Regions from separate parts of the Homo sapiens genome. Here region 2 is linked to region 1. Evidence: read pairs that join two places in POLR2A ChIA-PET (ENCODE). Cell type or tissue: PC-9. All regions are shown on one strand. Each heading gives the region's core, and the rest is flanking DNA. Links, peaks and the distances in the headings are about the cores only.

Region 1 (4,384 bases), core at 166-4,165:
GGAGGAAGCAAGAGTCGAGAGCTGGGTCTGCACAGCTGAGTTCCCCTCGGGACCCTCCCAAGTGCCCCAGAGGGTCCTGGCTTGCTCAGCTCCACATGCCACCCACTAGCCACGCTGGGCAGCTTACCTTTCCAGCTACCCGGAACCCAGGGCTCCAAATCTCCGAGATGGCTTCTCAGCCAGAAAAGTCCTCCTGTTGACTTCTTCGTTCCCCTCGCTGTTCCAGGGAAGGTCAGGCTATGTGGATTTATTCTCCATTAAATGATACATGCTGATCTATGCACCCTCACTATAGCCAGAGCCGCTCCCACAGTGCAGAGCTGTCAGCGTGGCTGGGTGGTCAGGGCCACAGCCCCAGGCTGGGAAGACTCAGCCCATCTCTTGAGGTCCACCTGGGTCCCAGCCACAGCTGAATGGAGCTTCTGACTCCTGTGCCCTTGGAGGTGTGGAATGGGACTTAACCAGAGAGGCCTGATGCCGCCGACTCCCCACAGCAAGGACACCAGATGCCTTCCAGGAAGCCACAGGCCCTGCCACCTCCAACTCCATCCTCAGGTCCTCTGCAGATATCTGCCACAGAATTCAGCCCACGGAGACCAGGAACTCCAAGGGCAGTCGATCAGGCCTGACTGTGCCAGGGAGCCCAACCCCATCCACCCCCTGATGACAAAATCTTCAACTGCTCAAGATGCCTGCACCGAGGAGCAACATGGGGTCAGCATCCACTGGGAAACCATCACTCATGCTGGGGGCGGCCTGAGAGCAGAGCCCGGCCCATAGTAAATTCTCAGCAAATACTGCTTATTTTTAATATCCTCCCAAAAATGCAACCACCAACTGATGGTTTGCCAAACTTCAGTCATTTACACCTTAGCTTCCTGTTTTTTTGTTTTTTGTTTGTTTGTTTGTTTGTTTTTGAGACAGGGTCTCTCTGTCACCTAGGCTGGAGTACAGTGACTCGATCGTGGCTCACCGCAGCCTCAATCTCCCCAGGCTCAGACTCCTGAGTAGCTGGGACTACAGGCGTGAGCCACCATGGCTGGCTAATTTTTGTGTTTTTTTTGTAGAGACAGGGTATCATCATGTTGCCCAGGCTGGTCTCAAACTCTTGGGCTCAAGCGATCCGCCTGCCTCGGCCTCCCAAAGTCCTGGGATTACAGACATGAGCCACTGCACCCGGCCAGCTTCCTGGTTGTCATGATAGCAACACCTGTCTCTAGTTTTTCCTAGATTTTTCAAAATGGATACATATTCTACTTAAGCACAGCTATTTATTACAGAAATCACACGCTCTCTCTCTCTCTTCGTATTTTGACGTTTAAAACCAGTGCCATAAATAGAAGATAATAATAAAAGGAAATACAGTGTGAGTAGTATCACAGTGGCTTCCAGGCTCTGAGCCTGAGGCCTGCTCCATCCGCAGAAGGATGAGCAAGCGATAGCGAAGCATTCAAGGCAGGCTTTCGATGGGCGGAGACTCTGGCCAGGGGAAAACAGAGGGATCAAAAGAGATTTGCACCTGCGAGTCCATGTCATTGCGTGTGACACGTCAGCCTGCTACCAAAACACCTTGCGTTTGTCTGAAAGCCCCCCCACCTTTCTGTGTGGCTCACACGTCCTGCACTGTGGGAAATACGGAGTCCACCAAGCAGCCAGGCACCATGGCTGGAAGATCAGATCTGTGCCAGGTCAGCCCATGCGCTCCCATCTGGCTCAAGTCAGTTTCTTTACCTGTGAAATGGGAGGAGATATTAGACTGATTTCCCTAAGGTCCCTGCAGCTCTGATCTGCTGAGAAGTCTAACACAACACATCCCTGTGATTTTCCAGGATGTTTAAGAACATCAGGAGACCATCAGTTAAGACAATCTGGGGTCATCACCCAGTCAGCCCTGGTTGCTTTATTGAGCACCACCTGTGTCCGGAGCACGGCATAGCATAAATGAGGTAGGTTAGATGATGTGGTCACAGTCTCCCTTAAAGGAGACTTAAAGGAGACCTTAAAGTCTCCCTCGAAGGAGAGCGAACTTGCTAAATATATGGAGAGAACGCACTGCCCAATTGTGCACAAACTACATCCTGGGCTTGTGGTTAGAATATCCTGCAGCCAGGAGGTAGAGGAGCAGAAAGGAAAATCCCCAAATTCATGCAAGTGCAGAAACTTGTGATTAATGTCCTTGGGTTGACCTGTGCTTATTATAACAGTAAAAAACACCTCAGTGGAGATTTACAATGCTAATGAGACATGTATGTACAACCATGCACAGCCGCAGCCTATGCACTGCCAGAAAACCACCCAGAACATGCTCAGCAGCAGAGCCCCTTCCTGGCCCTTCATGAATTCTCATGGAAGACCCCCAAATCTGCAGCGTCCGTCGGTGCAGCCTCACCCTTGCTCAGCCTGCTCTGATCAGCTGGCAGAGCACACTTCCGTTTTGCAATCCACTCCCTTGCTTGCTTTTACTTTGGACTTGCTCTCAAATTCTTTTGTGTGGCGGAGTCAAGAACCTGAACCTGCCCACAGGCAACATAAAGAGACAAAAGGCAGGTCCTCCCTCCCGTGAAGGAGGCAGCTGGCAACAGGAGGCACTTTCTGGGATATCAACAAGGCCTCTGTGTCACAGGGATGCCCACTCCTGCCCACCCATGCCGGGAGGACCCTATGATGGCTGAACTCTCACTGAAGGCGGGGGCTTGATGGCCAACACCCCAGCAAACAAGCTTCATTTGTTTAACACGTTCAGTATCTGTCTTTCCACTTGCTGCCACCCCAGCTCCCCTACACAAGCACACACACGTGCACACACACACGCACACTCACACACTCACACCCACCCACTCTCTCACGCACACACACGCACTCACACCCATTCACTCACTCACAGGCACACACCCTCACACACCCTCACACGCACACTCACACTCTCACACCCACCTGCCCACTCTTTCACACACACTATCATACACACTCACACTCACACCCACTCATACACTCACAGACACACACACTCTCACACACACATGCTCTCACACACACACACACAAGCTCCACGAGGGCAGGGCTTTGCTCATTGTAGTAATTATGGCATCCCCATTGCTTGACCAATAACCACTGGACTCATTCATCCCACAAATAGTTATTGCACACCTGCCGTGTGCCAGGGGCCAGGCGTATAGAGTTGAAAGAGGCAAGTACAGCCCTTCTTCACGTGAAGTCTGCATTGTGGTTATGGGGTCAGTTAAGCCAAGAAGCCAATAAACACATAATTCCAGGCAATTATAGATGCTGTGGAAAAAAGAATGCAGGGCAGGAGATGGAGCGAGAGAGTGGGGCTGCTGTTGACAGTGGTCAGGGATGGTTTCTCGGAGGAGGTGCCTGTGAGTAGAGCCCTGCGTGTGATGACAGCCAGCTCGGAAGGGCAAATCATTCCAGCCCGGCCCGGCATTCCACAGCCTCCTCCCAGCCCTCATGTGTCTCCCCGGTCCTCATCACCACCTGGTATTCCCTGTACATTTCTTTCTTGTCAGTCTCCCTGAGTGTAATTTAAATTCCATAAGGGAAGGGATAATGCTCACCGTGCATACTTGGAGCCTAGAACAGTGCCTGACACGTAGTAGGGTCTCCACGCATGTTTGTTGAATGAAAGACTATCACATTGCCTTGTGATTGTTTACATTACAATACGATTAAAACATTAGTTTGTGACTCATCTCTTTTTCTTCTTTCTGATAGCCCCTGTGGACTTCTCAGCCGAAAAAGAATGGCAAGGTGACCTTCTGTCCTTTGGGAAGCAAACCAGGCCTGGGGGCTCTGAGTTCTGAGCCCCTTTCTGTCCAGGTTTCAAGGCTGACACCTCGTGACCATCAAGTAATGATGGTAGCCGGGTGCCATGGGAGGGAATGAAGGCTGGCTGGGGGTTACAGAGAGGAAGGAGTTACAGAGAGGAAGGAGTGGGTCCTGCAGGTTGGTTCCTGAAGATGGGCAGGAAGGGTGGGGTTTGGGGACTCGAGGCGCATGGGAGGAAGGGCCTTTGGGGGGATGGCTCTGGGTGGGTTTGCGGGAAGCCAGACTGAGTACACAGAGGGAGGAATGTTTCTGCCGCCCAGCGCCGCAGCAGAACTTGGCCTTGACAGTTGCCTGGAGGGTGGGAGGAAGAGTTGGAAGGGTTCTGATAGCAGCAACTGTTATCGTTCCCACCGTTATTAGGCTGGCTGGTGCGTATCGAGGGCTTACTATGCCAGCAGTGTTCTCAGCGGTTCCCACATATTGAGAGATTCAATCATCACAACAGTTCTATGAACAGGGACTATTATTCCCCTTTTACAGATGAAGAAACGGAGGCAAAGAATGAGGCAGTAACTTTCCCAAAGCCACACAGCTGCTA
Region 2 (4,384 bases), core at 303-4,302, 140 kb before region 1:
TGCACTTACAAGATGACTCAGTCTCTAATGAGGGCCCTGAAGTCTACTGAGAAGTAAGTATAACAGCCGGAGTAATGAAGAATGTGTCCTTGATTATATCGGGTATCTGGAATCTTGACATTTGTATGCAGTTAAATTTATTTCCAGTTTACAGCCTGGGCTTATGGAGGGGACTGGGGCTAAGAAAGCACAGCCTTGTTCAAATGCAAATGGCAGTCTTGAAGGACCCTGTAAGAATGCCATCCTCTAACCATTCTCCCTCCTGCGGTTGAGGGTGCCACTGAGGATGGTGAGGAGCAAGGTGCTGTTTGAAGGAATTGCTCTGTTCCTGCCAGTTTCCTTCATAAATCCTGGGCTCAGCTCTGCCCAGGCAGCACCAGATCTGGGTCTTATGCTGTTCCACGGTCTGCCTGGGGCTCAGTCCCTGGGTCGGGACTGGCATATGGGAACCAGGATGCTGGTCCCTCTGTACCCATGGCCTCCTGTCCAGAAGGCCCTTGGGAGGGCAGCCTGGAGGGTCAGTCATTGGCGCCTCTCAGGCTTTCAGATCTGGCAATTTTTCAACAAAGCCACCAAAGACCCAGTGTCCCCTTCCCAGTTGGTGGTGCCACCAAATGCCCGGTTCCTCAAGCCAGTGAGCAGACAGCATCCTCAGGCCCTCCCTCATCTTCTAGCTGCCATGGAATCTATTAAATTGAAAATGCACCCCTGTCTGTCCACTCCTCTCCACACCCTGCTGCTGTCCCCAAGTCTGCACCTCTGTCCTCACCTGGGTCACTACAACAGCCCCCATGGGCCCTCCTGCTCCCACTCCTCTTCCCATGCCTGAAATCTACTCTCTGCGTGTATCCAGAGTGAGCTCCTGAAAATGACCATGTGGCCCTGAGCGGATGTTTCAGCGGCTCACACTGCACTGGGAACAGCAGACTCCACCTCCTCATCACCTCCCACAAGGCCCAGCAGAGTCCTGCTGGTTCCCCAGATCACTTCCCACCACCTCCCCTCACTCCCCCATCCCAGCCGCACTGGCCTCTGGCTCCTCCTCCCACGCCCCAGTCCTCCTGCCCCAGGGCCTGTGCACCTGCTGCTCCTGCGTTCTGGAATGCTCTTCCCACAGCCGCCCTCTGACCTGCACCCTCTTGCCCTTTGTTCTTCACCCAGGTGTCACCCACTCAGAGAACACCCCTGACCTTCCCAAGGAAGCCCTCTGCACTCCGACGCCATATACCCGTGATCTGCACAGGACTGTCACCATCTGGAATTGATTGCCTCTCTTCCCGTTTTGCTATTGTCATTTGCACCCACAGGAATGTCACCCACATGAGTGTGGAATTTCATCTGTCTGTTCGCTGCTGGATCCCTGCTCTAAGTAAGAAAAGGACCTGTGGCAGAGTGAGCTCTGGATGAGGATTTGCTGAGGAATTGAATGAGGGAAAGACTCAGAGAATGGAATGCTGAGAATTCTACAATAAATATTTGAATCCTAGAGTGTTGGAGTCAGGAGAAGCCCTCGGAAGCCATCTAGACAAACCCATTCATTTGCAAAGGGGTAAACTGAGGCTGAGGAGAAAAAAGTGACTTGCTCCACATCCCAAGGCCTGAGGGTCTTCTCCCTGCTCTGATGGGAGAGGGACCCCCTTTGTGCTGTTGTGGGTAAAATGGTGATGTGTGGCTGGAGGGTGAAGGGGCTTCTTCTGCCCTTTGACTCATTGCCTAGGAAAATAGGGACAAAAGGCGCAAATTTTTTCAAAATGCAAACAACTAAAGACAACGTCATTCAGTAGAGACAAAGTGGGTGTTTGGGTTGACAGAGAAACAGAAAAGCTTCCCTGAGGTTGAGGAGGGAAGAGGGGGCTTGAAGGTGGGTGAGCCCCAAATGTGACCTTCAACTCCTGGGAAGCTGTAGGCAAGGACATAGCCAAGGCAAAACCATCAAGAATGTAATTCACCAACAGAAACATTCACTGACCACCCTCGGGGCCTGAAGGTCTTTCCAAAGGTGAGTCAGAGTGGGTGCTTGGATGCTGATCTGGGGAAAAGGGGAAGCTGCCCTGAGCTGAAGAGTGTCCCTGCCAAATTCATGTCCACTGGAACCTCAGCGTGTGACTTAGCTGAAAACAGGGCCCTGCCATCTCATACTGTCCTCCTCGGTCACACTGGCTGGAGGCAAAGCCCTCTCCCCTGTTTCCGGAAATCTCCAACCCTGTGCACCTTTTATCAGTCTTCACTTGGGTGGATTTTTCTGTTCTCTAGAGCTCAACTCCAACCGCCCCTTTGCCAAAGGGCTTCCTTGAGAGCTGTTCTGGCAGCCGAGGCTCCTCCCTCTCCTGCTGGAGGTCCAGGGTCTGTGGGTGTACAGAGGGGCAGCCTGGCGAGGGCAGGGACTCTGGATCTTTTGTCCTCTGGTGTGTCCCCAGGACCTAGACCCGGCCTGACAGTAGGTGCTGCACTACTCCTGGTGAATTTATTGTTAGAAATTGACAGGTCCTTGCTATTCATGTCTGTTTCCTCCAGCCTTGCTGCTGAGCACATGATGAACTTCAAACAATAGCGAAGTCAGGAGCCAGGCGCTGATGACCCCCAGGAGGAAGCTTGCAGAGGATGATGGGACAGAGGGGGATGGGCAGGAGTCTAAGCAGGCGCTCAGGGAGGCCGCTTTCGTCAAGGATGCTGAAAGAATGGGGGTCTCATGGATTCTGGGAGAGATGGTCCAAGGCAGAGGGACAGCCAGTGTGGGCCTGGAAAGATGTGTGCCGCATGTCTGAGGGGCAGGGGCCAATGTGGCTGGAGGTAGATGGGAGAGGAGGACACTAGGGGCTGAGGTCAGAGGGGACACAACTGGATCTGTGCGAGACCTTGCATGCCACTGAAAGGGCGCTGGCTGTCACTGTCGTGACCAGAGCCTCTGGGCAGGTCTTCACAGAGGTCAGGCTGACTGCACTTGCGGATGGATTGAATAGCAGTAGTTAGAGGACAGCATGCATGGCTCAGGGAGGATTCCCAGGATTTGGGATGCACAGCTGGAAGAAGGGAGGAGCTCCTGAATGAGGAGTGGGAGGTCCGGGAAGGGCAGCCTTGGTGGGGAGAGACGCCGGGACCTGCAGAGAAACTCCCTGAAAAGAACAGGGCTGAGCCATCTTTACCCCAGGCTCAGGACCTTCCTTCGCTGTAACTGCCAGGACAATCCACTGTGCTGTCACTCAGAGAGCGAAACCAGCCTGACTTTGCACCTGTGTCTCCAAGGGATAAAGGTCAATGTCACAGCAGACTCCACTCTGATGCTGTCTTCAAGCCAAAACCTTAATATTCAATGAGAAATCTGCATTGATGAAATTTTCATTAAACAAACTTTATCCCTCTCACTCCTCTTGTTATTCGTGGCTTTAAGTATCAGGCTAATTTAGGCTTGATGCCCCAGTGATCTGCAGATTGGAGCATTATTAAACATTTAGATGAGCAATGATGAGCCTGAGCCTCCCTCTCCTCTCTCAGCTGGAGCACAGGGGGCTCTGCTAATGATCACAATGGATTTGGGGCAGACACAGCAATTAGAGAATTATCTATAGTTTGAGCAAGATTTGACCCCTCTGTCTTCAAGGGAAATTAGCTGCTTGACTTACAGAGCACACAATTTAATTGATAAAATGTATGAAAAGAAAATTCCAGCCTTAGAGCCAGTTTTACAACTAACAAGCTGTGCAAATGCCTGAGCAGACCCCTCTTTCTTTCTGTACCTCCTCTTGCCCCATCCGTAGAGTAAGGAGGGCTAGACCAGGGCAGAGGCTTCCACATGTGGGCTGTGGGCTGAAATCAGCCTGGAGAGGGGCTCTGTCTGGCAAACTGTTTCATTTGTTTGTTTAGTGAACACTTTCCTAGCACTCATGATTTTGGGTTCTGTGTGTTTCATGTATGTTAACTTGTCTCATTCTCCCAATACCCCTTGAGATAGGCACTCTTATTATTCCCATTTTAGAGATGGGAAAACTCTGACCAAGAGGGGTTCAATGCCTTACTGTGGGTCATCTGCTGGGCAGGAGTAAGGCAGGGTTTGGACCCAGATGGTCTGGTTCCACAGCCTATGCTATAAACTTCTGTGCCAAACTGTTTTTATTATTATTATTATTATTATTATTATTGGAGGCATAATGTTTAAAATGAAATTGTCAGAAATTTAAGTGTGTGTGTTCTTGACATCAAACAGCTTATATGTTACAATAACGGAGCTCTCCCAATACTCAGTCCGCCTTCCTATCTTGCCACAGGCAGCTATTACCAACGTGCCCTTAGGGTGGAACATTCTCCTCCTGGTCTACCTCAGTCCCTCCAGTCCTAGAGTCTCCCCATCACCACGGCCAAATATAGCTCATCTTTGATAACTGAATTT

What was found. Peaks named below come from ENCODE experiments on the same cell type or tissue, not always from the same donor. Only the 100,000 strongest peaks of a DNase experiment are listed, where the experiment ranks them.
Region 2: POLR2A ChIA-PET joins it to region 1 with 7 read pairs; 1 of 35 experiments calls an interaction of 5 or more read pairs at or near these places.

What each region holds. Positions count from the first base shown.
Region 1 is chr20:48,161,332-48,165,715 of GRCh38, forward strand. No RefSeq gene overlaps it. Among named protein-coding and RNA genes, the nearest start is that of LINC01522, 170 kb to the left of the region's middle. In PC-9, for the core only: no CTCF peak of the experiment used is centred there; no DNase peak of the experiment used is centred there; H3K27ac peaks cover 425 bases.
Region 2 is chr20:48,017,702-48,022,085 of GRCh38, forward strand. LOC107985436 (a long non-coding RNA gene) reads left to right here. Exons shown (of 4, transcript XR_007067623.1): 3 at 1,162-1,999; 4 at 2,515-3,362. The region is part of intron 2 of LOC107985437 (a long non-coding RNA gene); the gene reads right to left. Among named protein-coding and RNA genes, the nearest start is that of LINC01522, 30 kb to the left of the region's middle. RefSeq lists enhancers at 2,121-2,621, 2,622-3,122. In PC-9, for the core only: no CTCF peak of the experiment used is centred there; DNase peaks (open chromatin) are centred at 1,436 and 2,000; H3K27ac peaks cover 916 bases.